2 separate regions of the Homo sapiens genome follow, and region 2 is linked to region 1. A link is a loop called in an ENCODE intact Hi-C map of the cell type or tissue named here. Cell type or tissue: ascending aorta. All regions are shown on one strand. Region 1 holds the start of HSPA12A (heat shock protein family A (Hsp70) member 12A). Region 2 overlaps HSPA12A (heat shock protein family A (Hsp70) member 12A).

Region 1 (5,000 bases):
TCCTGGGACTTACTTCCCAGTGGGGGCGAGGCAGCAGTTTTAGATAGAGTGTTCTGGGAGGAGCAAGCCACGTGATTGATTCTCTTGAAGGATGTGTCCGGGGGAGTGACCCCCCAGGTGGGGCCTGTGTGTGTTTGGGCTTTGGGGGGAATGGGAGAGTGGAAGGAGCTGAGGTCACTGAGGCATCAGGAGGCCAATTTGTGTAGGACCTGGTAGCAGGAGAATGACATGCTCTCTCTCTGGCTGCTATTGGGGAAGAAGACTCCAGGGAGGAAGGTGGGAACCCTTCCTTGATGTGGCGTGCTGAGCCTTGAACCCCAGCCTTGCTGCTGATGGCCAGAGGATGCCTGAACAGGTGCCTCAGCCTTTGAATGCTTCCTTTTCCTCTCCTGCAAAACCGCAAGGGCCACCATGAGAACTAGGTGAGACCACAACAGCCCCTCGCTGGCGGGCTGGATGGTGTGCTCAGCAGGGCGCGTTGTAATTAGTGTGATGAGCATGAAGGCCGTGAGGGCAAATCCCAGGCAGAGTGTGCGCTGCCTTTCATGCTCCCCTGCAAATCAAAAGTGTTCTGCTCTCTGCCCCCAGCACTGGGGCCTGCATGTCACCTCCCATCCTTCTCACGCACCCTCATGTCACTGTGGCTGGGAGTCCCATGAGGGCACGTGGCGCCCAAGGCCCTTCCACAGCAGGAGGCAGATGTGCAGGGGCTACGGGTTTCTGCTGCTTCTGACAGGCTGTCAAGGCCAATGTCCTGATGCCCTGGTCTGATGGGGAGGAACGAGTGCCTTGAGGACACTGAGGAGGGCCCCCCTGGCCAGCATGGGTATGCAGGGGAGCCTTCCTGGAGTTGGGCAGTCCATGATGAGAAGGAGAAGTTCTTAGGTTGCTGGTGGTGGTGAAATGAGAGGACGGGTGATCCAGGCATCAAGCACATTTTCATGTCTTTGAAATACCAGCATAAGAGAAGCAGGGGTGGGTGAGAGGGATTGAAGAATCAGAGCGGCTGTAGCTGGAGCTGGAGTAGGGTGGGGACAGACCAGATCACAAAGCATGGACTGAAGGGGTGAGACAGGAGGGCGGGGGAGCTGTGGGCAGGCTGTCGCAGGCACGTAGGCAGGAAGGGCCCTCGGGGGCCATCAGTGACTTAATGATTTTTACCATGTGCTAGATCCCAAGCTAAGCATGTTACATGCATAGTCTATCTAATCTTCAGTTTTATGAAGTGGGTTCTCCTGTTATACCCATTTCGCAGATGAGAATATTGAGGCTCAGATAGGTTAAATAACTTGACTGTGGTTTCATGCACAGCCAGGAACTGTCCATTTGGGATTTTTAATGCAGGCAGACAGAAGACAAGTTTTGTGTTTTGAACTTGTCACTCTGCCATCACCTTCTGGTCTCCAGGCTCTCGCAGCAGCTCTCTGCCCATTCCGTCATCCATAACGCTCTCGCAGCAGCTCTCTGCCCACTCCGTCATCCAGAACGGGATTGTACGATGAAGCCTCCCCTAGGTGATCTTTGGGAAATGCCACCCATCTCTGGAAGTGAGGGATGCTGGTGGTTACAGCTGGGTGGGAATCCCAGCTCCGCGACTCACCTGCTGGGTGTGATATTGTAACCCTGCCGATCCTCAGCTTCCTTATCTGCAAAATGTTAGTTATGGGGAGGAAAGGAGATAGAGGTAAAGCACCAGGCAGGTAGCACAGTGCCAGGCACCCGGAAACGACCCAGTGACGGTGCTCCTCGGATTCCTATTACTGCCCTCGTTTGCCAAGGCAGGGTGGTGACACCGCGGACCCAGGGGGTGCCTGGCCAGGCCCAAACAGGTGCCAGCGGCGCGTGTGTGTGGAGGAGCTGGGGACAGGGAGTATGAATCATTCACAACTGAAGCCTTGCATTATTAATATCGTTATTCTCAGACTTCTAAGGAGGGCCCAGCTGGATCCCATATATGGAAGGCGCGACTCAGCCTCCGGGGCAAGCACCTCCCTGGGTCCGGAGTTGCCATGGAGTCCCGCAGGCGGCCTGGAGGCGGTGCCCCGGGCTCGGCCCCCGCGCAGGTCCTTGGTCTGCGGCCTGGGTCCTGCCCGCGCCGGGGTCCACCCAGCCCGCCTTTGCGCCGGCCCAGGGCCGCTCCCCTGGGACCCTGGGGGACAGACAGAAGCTGGTGGGGACTGGCGCGGGCGTCCTCGGGAGAGCGCCGGGCGCGCTGGGCTTGCTGAAGGGCTCCAGGCCTGGCCATTCGGTGACTTCCAAAGAGGGGACGCGCCGCGGGGCCCCGAGGGCCTGAAATCCGCTCCCGCAGCGCAGCCCCGGGCGCGCCACTACCCCCGCCGCGGTCGACTGCGGGGCGACCGCTCGGTCCCGAAGCCGGGAGAGGAGAGGCCGGGCCTCGGCGGGCCGCTCTGGGCGGGCGGGGAGCGCAGCTCCGGAGCCAGGCAGTTCCCCGCGCCCGCCTTCCCCGACCTTTCCCGGCCGGCCCGAGCTCGGAGGGGCGGGGCGCCGGGCGGGCCGGGGCGGGGCCCGGGGAGGAGCCGTGGCTGCGGCGGCTGCCGCGTCAGAGCAGCGCTCCCGCTGCCCGGCGGCTCAGACACGGCCCGAGCGCCGCCGCGGACGCGGACAGAGACCCGCACGGGCACGGGCGCTGCGCTGGAGGCTCCCCTCGCGGTCCGGGGCTGCGCGACCATGGCGGACAAGGAGGCCGGCGGCAGCGACGGGCCCCGAGGTGAGCGCAGGCTGCGGGTCCTGCGGCCGCGGCTGGCGGGGCAGGGAGGGAGGAGGCGCGCTTGGCCCAACGCTCCGCACCCCCTCGCGCGCCGTGGAAAAGTGGGGACGCCCGCGCTGCATCCAGTTCTGGCGGGCGGGGCCGGGGTCAGCAGCAGCGGGGCCGGGGGCCGGGGTCCGGTGGACCGGAGACGGCCCGCGGGTCACATGTTCTGCGCCCCGCCAGGGTGCGGACTCCGCGGCGGGGACTGCAGCCCCCGCTGAGGCGCCTGGTTGGTCCCTGCCTCGGGTGGCGCCTCCTGCGGGGCTGGTCGCGCGTGCGGGTGAGGACCGCCCCGCGTGTGCAGCCCCCGCGCGATGGGCTGCGGAGGCCGGCGCTGGCTGGGTAAAGGGCCCGCCGCCGGGTGGCCGGGTGGCCCCAGCGGGTAATTTTCGTGACTCAGCGAGGCAGGAGTGGGAGCCTGGGGGAAATCGGAGATTTGGACCTGTTCCCTCGCCCCATCCCACCCCGGCCGGACGCTCGAGCCAGGAGTGGGGGCTGCAGCTGCGGCCGAAGGGCTTCTCACCCACCTCCCCGCCCATCCCCAGGGACTCACTGGGCTGGGGAAGGGTGAAGCGGCGGGGGTTCGATGGTCCCTTCCTTGCGGGGGGCAGGGGGAGGCACCCAGTGCGGAGGACAGACGCTCGCATTTTGCAGATGTGCTAGGGCCGCTTTCTTTGGGGAGCGTGATTAGGGCTCCGAAGGGTGGGGGAGCCGGAGAGGACGGGGAAGGGGGTTGCGGGAAGAGGACGAGCAGGTTTCGGAGCCCAGGGCTGTAAATCAAGGCTTCTCCCACGGAGGGCCCGGCTGGCCAGGATTCCAGTCTTCCTGTGGGTCCCAAGTGGGGAAAGTTGGGCGCATGGAGGCGCCGCGCGTCCCTGACCTGCAGGGCCTCGGCGAGAGCGGCCGCCGGGGAGAGGAGCGCGGCCCAGGCATCTTTCCCGGGAGCGACAGGCAAGCCGCCTGCGAGGATGATATTAAAATGCCGGGACGCAAGGGAGATTCAGCCACGAAACGAGCGCTTGGCTCTGCGGGGCCCCAAAAGCTGGAGAAACTGAGTCCAGTGGCAGCACAGCCACCATCTGCGCTGGGTTCCCTGTCTTGCTGTCGGGCCTGCGGCCCCCACCCTCTGCTGCACTCCAAGCCGCACCTGCCCCCACCCCAGCCCATTGTTCCTGCGGATCAGGGAGGTGCCTCCCCACGCGGCACTGCAGTGGTGGGGGAGTGCAGGGTGGCGGGTGGGGGATCCTGACAGGGCTCACTCCAGGGAGAGGCAGCGGAGAGCCCAGGCCGTCCCCAAACACACACCCAGTCCCCGCCTGTACTCTTCCTCAGCTGGTGAACGCAGGCAATGGACTGGCAGCTGTCTTTGTCTGAACATCACTCAGCAACTGGATTGACTCTTTTTTTTTTTTTTTTTTTTTTTTTTACTTTTTTCCTTTAAGTCAGAAAATAAAAAAATTTTTAGGACGATAAGTAGGGGCGTTGAATTGCTAAAGCCTGAGAATTACTGAGCCAGTTTCTTGCCTCTCATGCTGGGATAGGGTGGGCGATGATACCAAATACAAGGTTGGGCATAGGATTTGTCAAATCAGAAGTGGGCAGGAATGTGTACCCACTCCCCACACCTTTCCCAACACTGTTTTGTCTTGTAAATCAAATTCAGCACCCCTATCCTAACACACACACACACGCACACACACACACACACACAGACACACACACACACACACACACACACACACACACACACGGTGCTGGGAGAAATCCTGTCCAGGATGGGGACACCCATACCTGGTGTGCCGAGCCACCTGCCACCGCTCTTCTGCGTTTGTTCTGGAGTATTTGTTTCTTCACTTCCAGTCATCTCCAGCTCAAGGTGGCCAGTGAGAATTCCAGGTGCATGGACTTAGGACAGAGACCAACCTGAAGAGCGGGCTGTCCCTGGCAGCTCACTGTGCCTCTGGGCACCTCTCCCTTTATCTGTAAAATGGAGGATGTGAATAGTATTGCATAGGAGCAGAGTTGGCTTGCCCCTGGCCCCTACACTTATTTCTAAGGTTTCCTCATTGCTGGGAAAAGAGCGTGCATTATTTTATTGTTTTAAAGGCTCACAACAAACCTGTTACCAGCATTCTCCCCTTCCTGGGTGGGAAATCCAAACACAGGTTGAGTGACCTATCCAAGGTCACACATCTGGGAAGTGTTGTTTGGGACCCAGGCCATCTGATTC
Region 2 (5,000 bases), 51 kb after region 1:
GACCCAAGATAACTGTTTGAAACAATAGGAAAAATGAGACAGTGTCAGCAATTTTGTTTGTTTGTTTTTTCATCAGTCTATTAATCTTTCTTGTCTCTCCAGAGCTGATTTAGACACAGAAGTGCCTTGGTGTGTGTTTCGGTTTGATTACAGATTTGTCTGGTGAACGTGGCAAGGGGAAGAGAAAGGAAGGAAAGAACTGGCATTTATCAGAGGTCTTTGGGCCAGCATTCCCTCATGTGTTTTCATTTAATCTCGCCAGCAATGCTGTGAGTTAGTTTTATGATCTCCATTGCGCAGATGGGAATACTGAGTCTAAGAAGTCCTCCAGCGACATATTTTGTCCCCGTGAACCAGGTGGAAACCTCTGATGCTTCTGCCCAGCCCCTTTATCAACATGGGCCTCAGTGATGTCGTTTAACCTTAACCAAAAGTTAAGGGCCGCATGGTTCTTGATGAGGTCATATCATTCATAGCCTTCCCTTCCTGTTGGGAAAATGCCCCTGATAATGCTGGCCTTGCATAAGGTAGATGACAATGATGACAGCTGCCACCGGCTGGTAAGCATCACTGTGGGCCAGGCACTGTTTACCTATGGGACCACGTGTAACAACTCAGACCTTTGCTGAGTCAAGATAGACTAGGCTTTGGGTCTAAATTTTGGCTCTGCTACTTTCTAACTGCACAGTGGTCAAAAAGGTACTGAGCATATCAAAGTCTCAGTATTCCCATTTGTAGGAAAGGGGCGCAGTGAGACTCCCTTCCTAACAGGATTCTTGACTGGATGAATAGAGACAAGGTATGCAAAGTGCTTAATAAGGTGGCAGATACGTGATAAGCACTCAGTAAATGTAGCTCTCCATAAATCATCAATCCTCTCAACAATCGTTGGAGCTTGGCATTATAATCCCCACTGCACAGATATGGAAACTGAGGCCTAAGAGGTTGTCAGTTGTCCAAAGTCACATGATTAGGAAGTGGCCAAAGGGATTTCCTCTGATCCTCCTTTCTCCAGCCCACGGTCCCATTCAGTGAGGGAAAGGGGCTAGAGCTCCCGGCTTGCAGAATATTCAGGAAACAGATCTTTGCTCTCTGATGCTGGTAAGTTTGGGGGACCCTGAAACTGGCTCCTGAAGAGCTCATGGCAGGAAGCCTGGGTTCAGTGAAGCCACAGGAGGCTGCTCCAGGAACCAGCTGCCACTTGACCTGTTGCATTTCTTTCCCTTGGCTTCAGGAGCTGAGTGACCAGGCGGGTTCGGAGTTCGAGAACTCTGATGTCAGATGGGTCATCACGGTGCCTGCCATCTGGAAGCAGCCGGCCAAGCAGTTCATGAGACAAGCTGCCTACCAGGTGAGGGTAGAGTCAGGGCGGGTGGAAGCCGGAGGAGAAGGACTCAAGATGTCCAGGGTGGTGACTGTAGCCCCGCCCAGGTACCTCCCACATTCACTGGCCTCCATGGGAGGCAGCAAGGAGGCTCCCCTAGCCAGGGTGGGAGCTGGGAGACAAGGAGCCATCCCTTTCCTCAGCTTCCTCCTGGGGGAGCCATGGGGGTCAGTCCCACAACAAGAGCTGGGTTCGGTTTCCTTCCTGGCTTTCTACATTTCCAGGTCATGTTTCTACTGCGGAGTCTCCAGGGCTAGGATTTCAAAGCTGTGGTTCAGAGACATTTCTCTGTGGGTGAAATGAAGTGAGAACCTTAAGGGAAAGGCTTGGGAAACAGGAATATTTGAACAAGAAAGCAAGCAAGCCAAGGCCATTGGCCACGAACCAGGCATTTTCAGCTTGGTGTGGAGGCTGAAAACTGCATGTCTGCCGCAGAAAAGAAGGGAAGTGTGATTGTTCCCTGCACACTTCACTCAGCGGGGGGGTGTTGGAGGTGGCAGACCCCTGCAGAGGGCAGTGGCATGGCCAAGGGGCATACCAGGCACAGGCGCTTGTTGGCCAGGGAGACAGATGCTCCAGTGCCAGTGGCCAGCCCATCCCTGTGGGCACTAGGGGCGGCTGCTGTGAGGATCTGGCTTCCAGGCAGGAATGGCGAGCCATGCTCACCTGTTGTTATGGTCCCAGGGACAGGACAGAGCTGGCTCCTGTTGCACTTAAGCCCCTGGGCGTATGAACACCCACGCCTGGGGCCTGGGTCAGCTCTCTGTGTATTGAGAGTCAGTTTTGTGAGTCTTCAGCTGAGGCTGGGTTGTGTGGCAAGTCACCAGAGTCATTAGATGTCCCCTCCCCACTGTCATGACTCTCAGGAAGCATCCTGCCCACCTTTCCCAGGAGACGTACCTCTGATTTTGTTTGTGACACTTTCTTTACAAAAAACCCACAGAGTCAACCCTGAGCCCCAGCATAGTTGAATGGCCATGGGAACCTCAGCACCATGAATTGTTTTCAGCGCTCACTCGGAAGGCTTGACTCCAAGTAGCACACAGTTCAACTTGCGTGCAGTCAAGGGCGAGTCGTCTCCTCCCTGCACTCTCTCCCCTTCCCCAGGCTGCTTCCCCTGCACTCCCCTGCCTCCTTGCAGTGTGAGAATCTGGCTCAGTGTATGTACCTGCCAAAAATAGATCTGTTTTTATAGGGATGAAGGAAGAGGGTGGAAGCTCCAGAAAGAGGCAAGCTCTTTAAAAAGAGAATTACAAAATGCAGTTTAGCCATTCACAGAAGCCCTGGGCATCACGGAGCACAAGCTCCATAGTGTCAGCCTTCCGGCAGGGCCCAGAAATGGGGCATCGGGACACAGCTGTCTGCAGAGACGCCACCTGGCGTTCTGAGTTTTTCCCAGGAAGAATATTCAAGATTCATGGTTTTGACTCTTTTCCCAGCCCCACAGGAAGACTTCAGCAACAAATGTGTGACCCACGAAAAGGTCAATTCTTATTTATAGCCTGAAAAAAAAAAAGAGAGGTGCAGTGGCTGGTGAATCTGTCAGGGGAGTTTGAGCCCTGGGCTGGCTCTTCTAGGAGGTGGGACAAGAGGTGTGGGGCCCTCACACTGGGGAGTCACAGTGGAGGGCACCAAATCCCTGGGGGTTGTTGGAATCAAATAGGTACCCCAGAGAGAAAAAGGCCTGCAGCTCTTGGGTGAGGACAGATGTGAGCTGTGTTTATGAATGTGGGGAATTTGCTTTCGGAAGTCCAGAGACATGCTGTTTCCTCGATGCTGGCTAACTTTGGTACAGTGTTTTTGCAGCTTCGTTTTTGATCCTTTGCAGTTCTGATTTGATACTTGCTTTGTTCCATTGACAGCCGCTGAGTGGATTTAAAGAGGGCGGCGATCATTCAATTGCTTTTTTTGTTCATGCATTTATTTATTCATTAAACAAACCTAAACTAGAGGCCTATCTCTCTGTCAGGACCGTGGTAGGCACTGGATTCTATACCCAACCAAGGCAGGGATCTGGCCCCTGGGTTGCTCCCAGCCAAATGGTTCACTGAAGCCTTGCATACTTTTGGGTTAGGGAGAGGGGTGTATTGGGAGGCACAGTTGCTCTGCAGACTTTGCTGTAGTCTCTTTAGCCTGTCTTCTGGAGAGTCTTAGGACAAAGTGGAAGTGAAATTTGCAACTCTATGAGCAAAATTAACATCTTTCTACTCTCTCTCCATCCCCCATTATTATACAGAATAAGAAAGATATGTACCTGTGATGATTAATTTTATATGTCAACTTGACTAGGCCACAGGATGCCAGATATTTAGTCAGTCATTATCCTGAGTGTTCCTGTGATAAAGTTCAACATTTAAATCAATAAACTGAGCAAAGCAATGGCCCTCCTTGAGGAAGGTGGGCCTCATCTAATCAGTTGAAGGCCTGAATAGAGCAAAACGCTGACCCTCCCGAGTAAGCGGGAGTTCCTCCTGCATGACTGCCTTTGAGCTGGGTCATTGTTTTTTTTTTTTTTTTTCCCCTGCCTTTGGACTCAAACTTAAACATTGACTGTCCCAGGGTCTCGAGCCTGCCAACCTGTACCGTGGGTTCTCCTGGGTCTCCAGCTTGCTGGCTGCAGATCTTGGAACTTCTCAGCCTCTATAACTGCATAAGCCAAATCCTTATAATTATCTATCTGTCTGTCTGTCTGTCTGTCTGTCTGTGTGTCTGTATGCCCTACTGCTTCTGTTTCTCTGGAGAACCCTGACTAATACAGTGTCTGAGCACAGAACATAGTTCTCAGCCTAGCAGCTTCTGCGAGTGCTCACCAGGCACCCATGTATGTGAAAGGTATTAAATCAGGTGGTCATCTGTCTCCTTCTGCAAGGCGGTGGCTGCCCACTGACCCTTCTACCCAAAGTGCATCCCATCCCATGGGCCCAACTTCAGGCAGGAGAGCTGGAAGGATGAGGTAGAGTGGCTACTCCAGTAGGACAGTTGGAGAACTGGTCACGTCTACTCTGCTTGTGTGGGGAAAATGGAGCCCCTCCTTTCAGGCTTATCAAAGGCCTCCTGAGCACAGGTTTCTGGGCAGTGGTGGGGGCTGAACTTGAACCTCCCACCTGCCAGGTGGAGGAGAAAGCAGCCTGGAAGCAGAGCTGGGAGATGATGTTGTGAGGAGCAGGTCTGGAGTTCTGGAGCCTCTGCTGGGGCAGGCTATGGCTCACTGCCCGTAAAGGCTGCAGAGAGGGTGCACAGATGCAGTTTCATCGGTGAAACTCCAGAAACTCGCCTTGAGTTGAGTGCTTGTTGAAAAGATGGGTTAAACCTTTATCTTTTGTAATTCACAGACTCAAGCCATCTTTAGACCCTTTAAGAGCATTCAGTGAAAAGATGATAACAGAAAGAACAGCTGATCCCTCTTCTGAGGCCTTTAGAAAAGACTTAGAACTGGAGACTGTTCTGAAGCTGTGGGGATTGTGGATAGGAAATAGTCCAGTTTATATCAAAGGGCATTTTGCCTAAAATGTGTAACTCTAGTAGGCTCCGGAAACGTGTTAAATAAATGCTGCTCCCATATGTATGATCCTCTCATCTAACATGGAGACGCAGCTTCTTCTGCCTCCCTTTCTGA

What was found. A loop is a pair of places that touch in the nucleus more often than their neighbours do. Peaks named below come from ENCODE experiments on the same cell type or tissue, not always from the same donor. Only the 100,000 strongest peaks of a DNase experiment are listed, where the experiment ranks them.
Region 2: a loop joins it to region 1, with 4 times the contacts of the local background. A loop is called at or near these places in 52 of 110 quality-filtered maps.

The regions. Positions count from the first base shown.
Region 1 is chr10:116,740,158-116,745,157 of GRCh38, reverse strand. HSPA12A (heat shock protein family A (Hsp70) member 12A) reads left to right here and starts at 2,592. Exons shown (of 12, transcript NM_025015.3): 1 at 2,592-2,728. The coding sequence starts at 2,689. RefSeq lists enhancers at 1,319-2,022, 2,023-2,727 and a silencer at 2,278-2,727. In ascending aorta, no CTCF peak of the experiment used is centred here; DNase peaks (open chromatin) are centred at 1,937, 2,527, 3,096 and 3,597; H3K4me3 peaks cover 2,959 bases; H3K27ac peaks cover 2,653 bases.
Region 2 is chr10:116,688,702-116,693,701 of GRCh38, reverse strand. HSPA12A (heat shock protein family A (Hsp70) member 12A) reads left to right here. Exons shown (of 12, transcript NM_025015.3): 6 at 1,235-1,351. Among named protein-coding and RNA genes, the nearest start is that of HSPA12A-AS1, 21 kb to the right of the region's middle. RefSeq lists an enhancer at 1,865-2,603. In ascending aorta, a CTCF peak has its summit at 2,764; DNase peaks (open chromatin) are centred at 1,799 and 2,741; H3K4me3 peaks cover 682 bases; H3K27ac peaks cover 2,468 bases.